2 separate regions of the Homo sapiens genome follow, and region 1 is linked to region 2. Evidence: read pairs that join two places in POLR2A ChIA-PET (ENCODE). Cell type or tissue: K562. All regions are shown on one strand.

What was found. ChIA-PET counts read pairs that join two places held together with the same protein. Peaks named below come from ENCODE experiments on the same cell type or tissue, not always from the same donor. Only the 100,000 strongest peaks of a DNase experiment are listed, where the experiment ranks them.
Region 1: POLR2A ChIA-PET joins it to region 2 with 7 read pairs; 2 of 35 experiments call an interaction of 5 or more read pairs at or near these places.

The regions. Positions count from the first base shown.
Region 1 is chr9:128,286,504-128,290,503 of GRCh38, reverse strand. SWI5 (SWI5 homologous recombination repair protein) reads right to left here. Exons shown (of 5, transcript NM_001318089.2): 5 at 1,515-1,852. The coding sequence ends at 1,788. Among named protein-coding and RNA genes, the nearest start is that of SWI5, 12 kb to the right of the region's middle. In K562, no CTCF peak of the experiment used is centred here; a DNase peak (open chromatin) is centred at 1,712.
Region 2 is chr9:129,859,442-129,863,441 of GRCh38, reverse strand. USP20 (ubiquitin specific peptidase 20) reads right to left here. Exons shown (of 26, transcript NM_001110303.4): 7 at 2,409-2,505; 8 at 1,830-1,899; 9 at 143-256. Among named protein-coding and RNA genes, the nearest start is that of MIR6855, 8.2 kb to the left of the region's middle. RefSeq lists an enhancer at 57-226. In K562, no CTCF peak of the experiment used is centred here; DNase peaks (open chromatin) are centred at 161 and 2,435.

The DNA.
Region 1 (4,000 bases), 1.6 Mb after region 2:
TGCCTCAGCCTCCCGAGTAGCTGGGACTACAGGCGCCCACCACCACGCCTGGCTAATTTTTTTGTATTTTTTTTTAGTAGAGACGGGTTCCACCGTGTTAGCCAGGATGGTCTCGATCTCCTGACCTCATGATCTGCCCGCCTTGGCCTCCTAAAGTGCTGGGATTACAGGCTTGAGCCACCGCGCCCGGCTACCTTTTTATTTTTTTGAGATGGAGTTTCACTCTTGTCGCCCAGGCTGGAGTCCAGTGGTGCGATCTCGGGTCACTTTTTTTTGTATTTTTAGTGGAGATGGGGTTTCTCCATGTTGGTCAGGCTGGTCTCGAACCCCAACCTCAGGTGATCCACCCTCCTCGGCCTTCCAAAGTGCTGGGATTACAGGTGTGAGCCACCGTGCCTGGCAAAATTTATTTTATTTTATTTTATTTATTTTTTTTTTGAGACGGAGTCTCGCTCCGCCGCCCAGGCTGGAGTGTGGTGGTGCAATTTCAGCTCACTGCAACTTCCGCCCCCCGAGTTCAAGCGATTCTCTTGCCTCAGCCTCCCGAGTAGCTGGGACTACAGGCACCCACCACCACGCCTGGCTAATTTTTTGTATTTTTAGTAGAGATGGGGTTTCACAGTGTCAGCCAGGATGGTCTCGATCTCCTGACCTCGTGATCCTCCCGCCTCAGCCTCCCAAAGTGCTGGGATTACAGGCGTGAGCCACCGTGCCCGGCCAAAATTTATTTTTAACAAGAAAAAAAAATTTACCTCTGGGAACACAGAACATAATTTTTAAACAAAAAGGGGGTCTCTTGGCTGGGCACGGTGGCTCATGCCTGTAATCCCAGCACTTTGGGAGGCCGGGGTAGGTGGATCACGAGGTGAAGAGATTGAGACCATCATGGCCAACATGGGCGTGGTGGCACGCTCCTGTAGTCCCAGCTACTCGGGAGGCTGAGGCAGGAGAATTGCTTGAACCTGGGAGGCAGAGGTTGCAGTGAGCTGAGATCGTGCCACTGCACTCCAGCTTGGGTGACAGAGTGAGACTCCATCTCAAAAAAAAAAAAAAGAAAGTGGGGTGGGGGTCGGTGGGGGGGGTCTCTCTTCATTGCCTAGGCTGGTCTTGAACTCCTGGCCTCAAGTGAACTCCTGCCTTAGCCTCCCAAAGTGCTGGGATTACAGGCATGAGCCACCACACCTGGCCCACTCTAAGCTCTTGCCTGCTTCTTCCCAGCCCAGAAAGGCAGTATTGCAAAGCACGAGCTTGAGTCTGACCTGAGCTCAAATCCCTGTTCTGCCACTTACTAGCTGTGTGACCTTGGGCAAGTCACTTTGTCTCCTCTCTGAGCCTCAACGTCTTCATCTGTAAGATGGGGATAATTATGCTAATTCCTCACAGGATGATTTTAAGCATCAGAGACAATGGATATAAAGCACTTAGCACAATGCCTGGCTCATGTAAGCCTGTTCTAATCAAAGGCACGCTCTCTTTATCCCAGGTACTATCGGGGGCTATTGGAGAAGAGGGAATCAGTGTACAGATACGTTTATTGACAAATAAAGTACATGTACCCCTACACAAGTATCACTGCGACATTTCAGGAACCTTGGAGCTGGGAACGCCCCTTCCTCCCTGCCCGCCTCTTCTCTAGCCTCCTCCTGATTGGGCTTGGGCTCTCTAGAAAAGTGCTTCTGGCATTGTCTCGCTGGAAACTCTGTAGGTGTGCTGGTTGGGCTCTCAGTGTTTATCATGTCCACACCCTTCTGTCCCTGGGAGCTGTGGACAAGGGGCGATGAGCCTGCTCAGTCATTCATGTCCAGCCCAAACTCTGGATACAACTCTTTGGTGGTGACACCTCGGATCACAGCTGAAAGGAAGGAAGGCAGGCTGAATGTGCAGTGGGGAGAGGTGGGAGGGAGTACAGCCAATGCCCCGAGCCAGTGTCACTGCCCTGACCCACCCAGGACCACCTCTGGCTTCAAGCCAGTCCCCACACTTGTGCCTTGCCTAACTGGCCAAGGTAAGCTCCCTGCTACTCCTTCCAGGCTGTCCCCCACGGGCCCCACCTGGCCACGCTGGAGCTCTGCCATGTGCCAGCCACTGTATTCAACAATGGACCTACAAGGACTCCTTGGACCCTCACCCCATTTTGCAGAGGAATGAAACAGAGCTTCCTCGATTCCATTCTCCACACAGAGCTGCTGGATTCATCTGCTTCAAATGTAAGCTGATTGTATGCTGTGCCTGCTGAACATTCCAGACTCCTCAGTATGGCCCACTGCTCGAGTTTGCCCCTCTGCAGCCTCCATGATGCTATTCCTCCTCTGTTCTCCACAAAGACTGGTCCTTTCTCCTGAGGAAGGGTTCTCCTCAGAGGCCTCCCCTGAACACCTATCTTACCCCCACCGCCCCTCTGTTCATACCTCAATATTCTCCCCATCTCTGCCCTTTGTCGCCTTCATAGCACCTAACACATTTTGTAATTAACTGCTGAGTCCACTGACTTCCTGGGCATTCCTCCACCCCTAACAGGAAAACAAACCACATGAGAGCAAGAGACTTTAAATTGTCTGGTTCACCCAAGTGTCCTCAGCACTCTGTAGAGTGCTGGGCACAGAGCAGCTGCTCAGTAAATGTTCACTGAATAAACAAAAAGGATGCCAGGTGCGGTGGCTCAGCCTATAATCTCAGCACTTTGGGAGGCCAAGGTGGGTGGATCACTTGGGGTCAGGAGTTCAAGACCAGCCTGGCCAACATGGTGAAACCCTGTCTCTACTAAAAATACAAAAATTAGCCGGGCGTGGTGGTGGATGCCTGCAGTCCCAGCTACTCAGGAGGCTGAGGCACTAGAATCACTTGAACCTGGGAGGTGGAGGTTGCAGGGAGCCGAGATCACGCCACTGCACTCCAACCTGGGTGACACAGTGAGACCCAGTCTAACGAAAAAAAAAAAAAAAAAAAGGGATAGGCCACTGGCTCCAGGTCATATGACCTGGAAGTGACAGGCCTCATGCTGATTCTCGCTACTAAGAGCTTGTGTTCTTTTTCTTTCTTTTTTTTTTTTTTGAGATGGAGTCTGGCTCTGTCGCCCAGGCTGGAGTACAGTGGTGTGATCTCGGCTCACCGTAACCTCCGCTTCCTGGTTTCCTGGGTTCAAGTGATTCTCCTGCCTCAGCCTCCTGAGTAGCTGGGATTACAGGCATGTGCCACCACACCTAGCTAATTTTTGTATTTTCAGTAGAGACAGGGTTTCACTGCGTTGGCCAGGCTGGTCTTGAACTCCTGACCTTGTCATCCACCTGCCTCGGCCTCCCAAAGTGCTGCTGGGATACAAGTGCGAGCCAGCGAGCCCGGCCTTTTTTTTTTTTTTTTTTTTTGAGATGGAGTTTCGCTCCTGTTGCCCAGGCTGGAGTGCAATGGCATGATCTCAGCTCACCACAACCTCTGCCTCCCGGGTTCAAGCGAGTCTCCTGCCTCAGCCACCCAAATAGCTGGGATTACACATGTGCCACCATGCCTGGCTAATTTTATATTTTTAGTAGAGACAGTTTCTCCATGTTGGTCAGGCTGGTCTTGAAATCCCAACCTCAGGTGATCCACTTACCTCGGCCTCCCACGGTGCTGGGATTACAGGTGTGAGCCACTGCGCCCGGCTGAGCTTGTGTTCTTAACCACTAGGCTACACTCCCCTCACACCCCCATCTTCTTGGGCCCTGATCACCCCGCTCTTTTCATCCATCTATAGTTCCCACCTCCAGTTTTTTCCTCTCCTCCTCTGGGGCCCATCGTCCAGTGAAACACAGAGAAGCCCTCCCTGCCGTGGAATCCTGGATGCTGAAGGCATTTCTGCAACAAGTGCCAAAACTCACGCAGCAACTGGGCAGACAGCCCAGCTCTGAACACTACCCCAGCAGTCACTGGCTGCTGAACATCAGAGTACCCAGCACTCCAAGCCAGGGGATGGAACTGAAGGGTTTGTAGGGGCCGCCTGCACATTTCCTCACCTCCAAGGTAG
Region 2 (4,000 bases):
AGGCTTGCTGCAAGCATTACCCGGGACAAAGTGAGGCAAGTCCTCGCTGGGGGCTGAATCCACAGGAAGTACTCAATCATGGGTGCTGACAGGAAACCCCAGTCCCCACACACCGCCCAAGGCTAGGGATGCAGCTGCTCACCGTTTCTTATGCCAGACCTCAGAGACCAGCTTCTGGTAGCTCTTGCACAGGGCTGGCTTCTTATCTGTGCGCACCAGGCCGCCACACTCCAAGAAGAACTGAGTCAGCGGCGGGCTGGGTGCAGGGGAGAGAGAGCCAGGTCAGGAGAGCAAATGAGGCATGCGGCAGTTTAGAAAGGGCTGCATAGCGGGGAGCCCTGAGTGCTCGCACAGGGAGCACAGTGGCCCTGGACCCAGAAACTCCTGAAGGTGACTAGAAGGCTCCTACCAGTTATGAGAAAATTGTATCCTCCAAAATTCATCTGCGAAGCCCTAACTCCCAGAGACAGGGCATTTTTATTTTATCTCATCTTATCTATCTTACCTTATTTTTTTATTATTATTATTATTATTTTGAAACAGAGTCTCCCTCTGTTGCCCAGGCTGGAGTCCAGTGGTGCAATCTTGGTTCATTGCAACCTCTGCCTCCCGGGTTCAAGTGCTTCTCCTGCCTTAGCCTCCCGAGTAGCTGGGATTACAGGCACATGCCACAATGCCTGGCTAATTTTTTTGTATTTTTAGTAGAGACAGGCTCTACTAGTTGGCCAGGCTGGTCTTGAACTCCTGACCTCAGGCGATCCACTTGCCTTGACCTCCCAAAGTGCTGGGATTACAGGCGTAAGCCACGGTGCCCAGCCAAGACAGGGCCTTTAAAGAGGTTATTAAAGTTAAAACGGATTGGGTGCGGTCAATTTTTCTTTTTTTTTTTGAGACGGAGTCTCGCTCTGTCACCCAGGCTGGAATGCAATGGCATGATCTCAGCTCACTGCAACCTCCGCCTCCCGGGTTCAAGCGATTCTCCTGCCTCAGCCTCCCCAGTAGCTGGGACTACAGGTGCGTGCCACCACGTCCAGCTAGTTTTTTGTATTTTTAGTAGAGACAGGGTTTCACCATGTTAGCCAGAATGGTCTCTATCTCCTGACCTGGTGATCCATCTGCCTCGGCCTACCAAAGTGCTGGGATTACAGGCGTGGGCTACTGCGCCCAGCCTGGGTGTGGTCAATTATTAACAATAATTGACCTGCATCCTGCCACCTGAGGATAGTTACTAGGAACATTTTGGGACATAGCCTTCCAGACTTTTCTACGCATTTGTACCCATTCCCTCTCTGCTTCCCGCATACATATACTGCATCTCTAACCTCCACTGGGTAGGAGAAGCACGTCAGACACAGGAGACATCCTTGGCCTCATGGAGCTCACAGCCTTATCCTTAATGGAAAATCGCATTTCTCCCATAAAACGGGATTGTACCATGCAATGCTTTATAACCTCCTTTTTCCCCCACTCACCAGATTCTGAACCCCTTCTTGTTTCAATGCATGTTGTCTTGTGCCATTTTTCCTGCACTTGCTGCAAGGGCTATGAGAATTTATACTCTCTTGCAGATGGGCCTTTAAATCATTTCCAGTAAACAACAGAGCACTGAGCCTCCTTGCACGTACAACTTCCCCAGCATCTCCGGTTATCTCCTCAGGATACATTCTGACTGGGAGGATTGCTGGGTCAAAGGGTATACATGCTTTCAGGCATTTTGCTGTGCATCCTATACATGTGTTTGTGGGCAACCGGCTGGGGGCTGCTACTGCTGCTGTTTCCGGGGCTTTGCCAGGGACAGCTCTCGGCCCTCGGACAAAGTGTCGACCTACCAATTGGACAGGGCCTGCAGGGCAGCGTTCATGTAGCAGGAGTTCCCGAGGTTCTTCATGCCCGTGAGGCCTGGGAAATAAACACAACGGGGAGGAGCAGGTGAGCACCCTGCCCCACCGAGGAAACCTTGCAAGTCACATTTGGCACAAAGGTGTGGCTCTCAACTGCCCAAGACCCAAGAAGAGGACATGGTGGAAGCGTTCCACCCCAGGAATCTTCCCAGTAAACTAACGTGGTTCCTGCTCACAACAGCTGCGGTTACCTGAGTGTTTTAAACAGATGAACTCCTTTGCCCCTCCGCCCAGCCAGGCCCACTGTCCAGACCATACAGCAGAGGGGTCGGCCTGCCCAGGGTCACCCAGCTGGGAGAGGGGACAAGATAGCCAGCTCTCCAGAACCTTAGCTAGGCCAGCCAACTTCTGGGGTGAAGCCACCATGCTAAACAGCTTATCCGTCACCCCATCCTTCCTTGCCCATATAGCAGGTGCAAATAGAGACCAAGACTCTGGCGGTTTCCAGCCTCCAGATGAGGGCCCCCAGCCCAGCCCATCAGCTTCCCCTGCTGTGGGGGCCATTACCTCGAGGTTTCAGGTCATCGTCCTCTGACTCAGACTCTCCTTCATCAGCCACAGCAATAGGAACAGCTTTCAGAGGGTGGGAGGGTGGCGGGGAGTCCTGTGTTAAAGACCCAAAGTGAGGAAAACAGTGAACAGAGGGGCTGGGGTCAGAGGCCCAGGTGTCTCCCAAGGGCTGGAAGTCCAGCCCTACTGCCCGGAAGGCCCTACTGGGCTGAGCCAGTCCAGCTGAGCAGAAGGTACTGTGAAAAGAGATAGGATTGGTGGCCTTGCCCTGGGAACTCCTTGATTTGTGTGTGTCTGTGTTTTTTTAGAGACAGGGTCTTGCTTTGTCACCCAGGCTGGAGTGCAGTGGCACAATCAGAGCTCACTGCTGACTCCAACTTCTGGGCTCAAGGGATCCTCCCACCTCGCCCTTCTCAGTAGCTGAGACTACAGGTGCATGCACAGCACCCAGCTAACCTTTTTATATTGCCCAGGCTGGTCTCAAACTACTGGGCTCCAGTGATCCTCCCAAAGTGTTAGGATAACATGAGCCACTGTGTCCAGATGTTGACTTGCATTTTTTTATTGGCAATAAAAAAAATATTTTATTTATAATAAATTTGGAGAAAAATAGAAACATAAACATGCAACCCCATTTTCCTGAGAGAACTGCTGTTAATAGTCTGTATGTATCTTATGTAGACGTTTTTTTTTTTCTTTTTGAGACAGAGTCTCGCTCTGTTGCCCAGGCTGGAGTGCAATGGTGCAATCTTGGCTCACTGCAAGCTCCGCCTCCCAGGTTCATGCCATTCTCCTGCCTCAGCCTCCTGACTAGCTGGGACTACAGGTGCCCGCTACTATGCCTGACTAATTTTTTGTATTTTTAGTAGAGACGGGGTTTCACCGTGTTAGCCAGGATGGTCTCGATCTCCTGACCTCGTGATCTGCCCGCCTCGGCCTCCCAAAGTGCTGGGATTACAGGAATGAGCCACCGCGCCTGGGCTATGTGGACTTTTTTTAAGAGATAGAGTCTTGCTCGTCGCCCAGGCTGGAGTGCAGTAGCACAACTATAGCTCACTGCAACCTTGAACTCCCGGGCTCAAGTGATCCTCCCACCTCAGCCTCCCAAGTAGCTGGGATTACAAGCATGCGCCACCATGCCTAGCTAATTTTATTTTTTGTAGAGACAGGGTCTCACGCTGTTGCCCAGGCTGGTCTCAAACTCCTGGGCTCAAGCGATCCTCCTGCCTTGGCCCAGCAAAGGGCTGGGATTACAGGCATTAGCCATGGCGCCCAGCCTGTATTATACAGACTTTTAACTGTTAATACACATGCACAACAAAAACAAGATATTGCATATACTGTTTTATAGCCTTTTCTATAAAAATTCATAAATATCTACCAAGTTCACAAATGCATTCAATAAGCATTTTGAGCAATATTGAGCCCTATCATGTGACTGTCTAAACAGAAGGAGAGGCCAGGTGCGGTGGCTCCTGCCTGTAATCCCAGCACTTTGGGAGGCCAAGGCAGGCGGATCACTTGAGGTCAGGAGTTCAAGACCAGCCTAGTCAACATGGCAAAACCCTGACTCTACTAAAAATATGAAA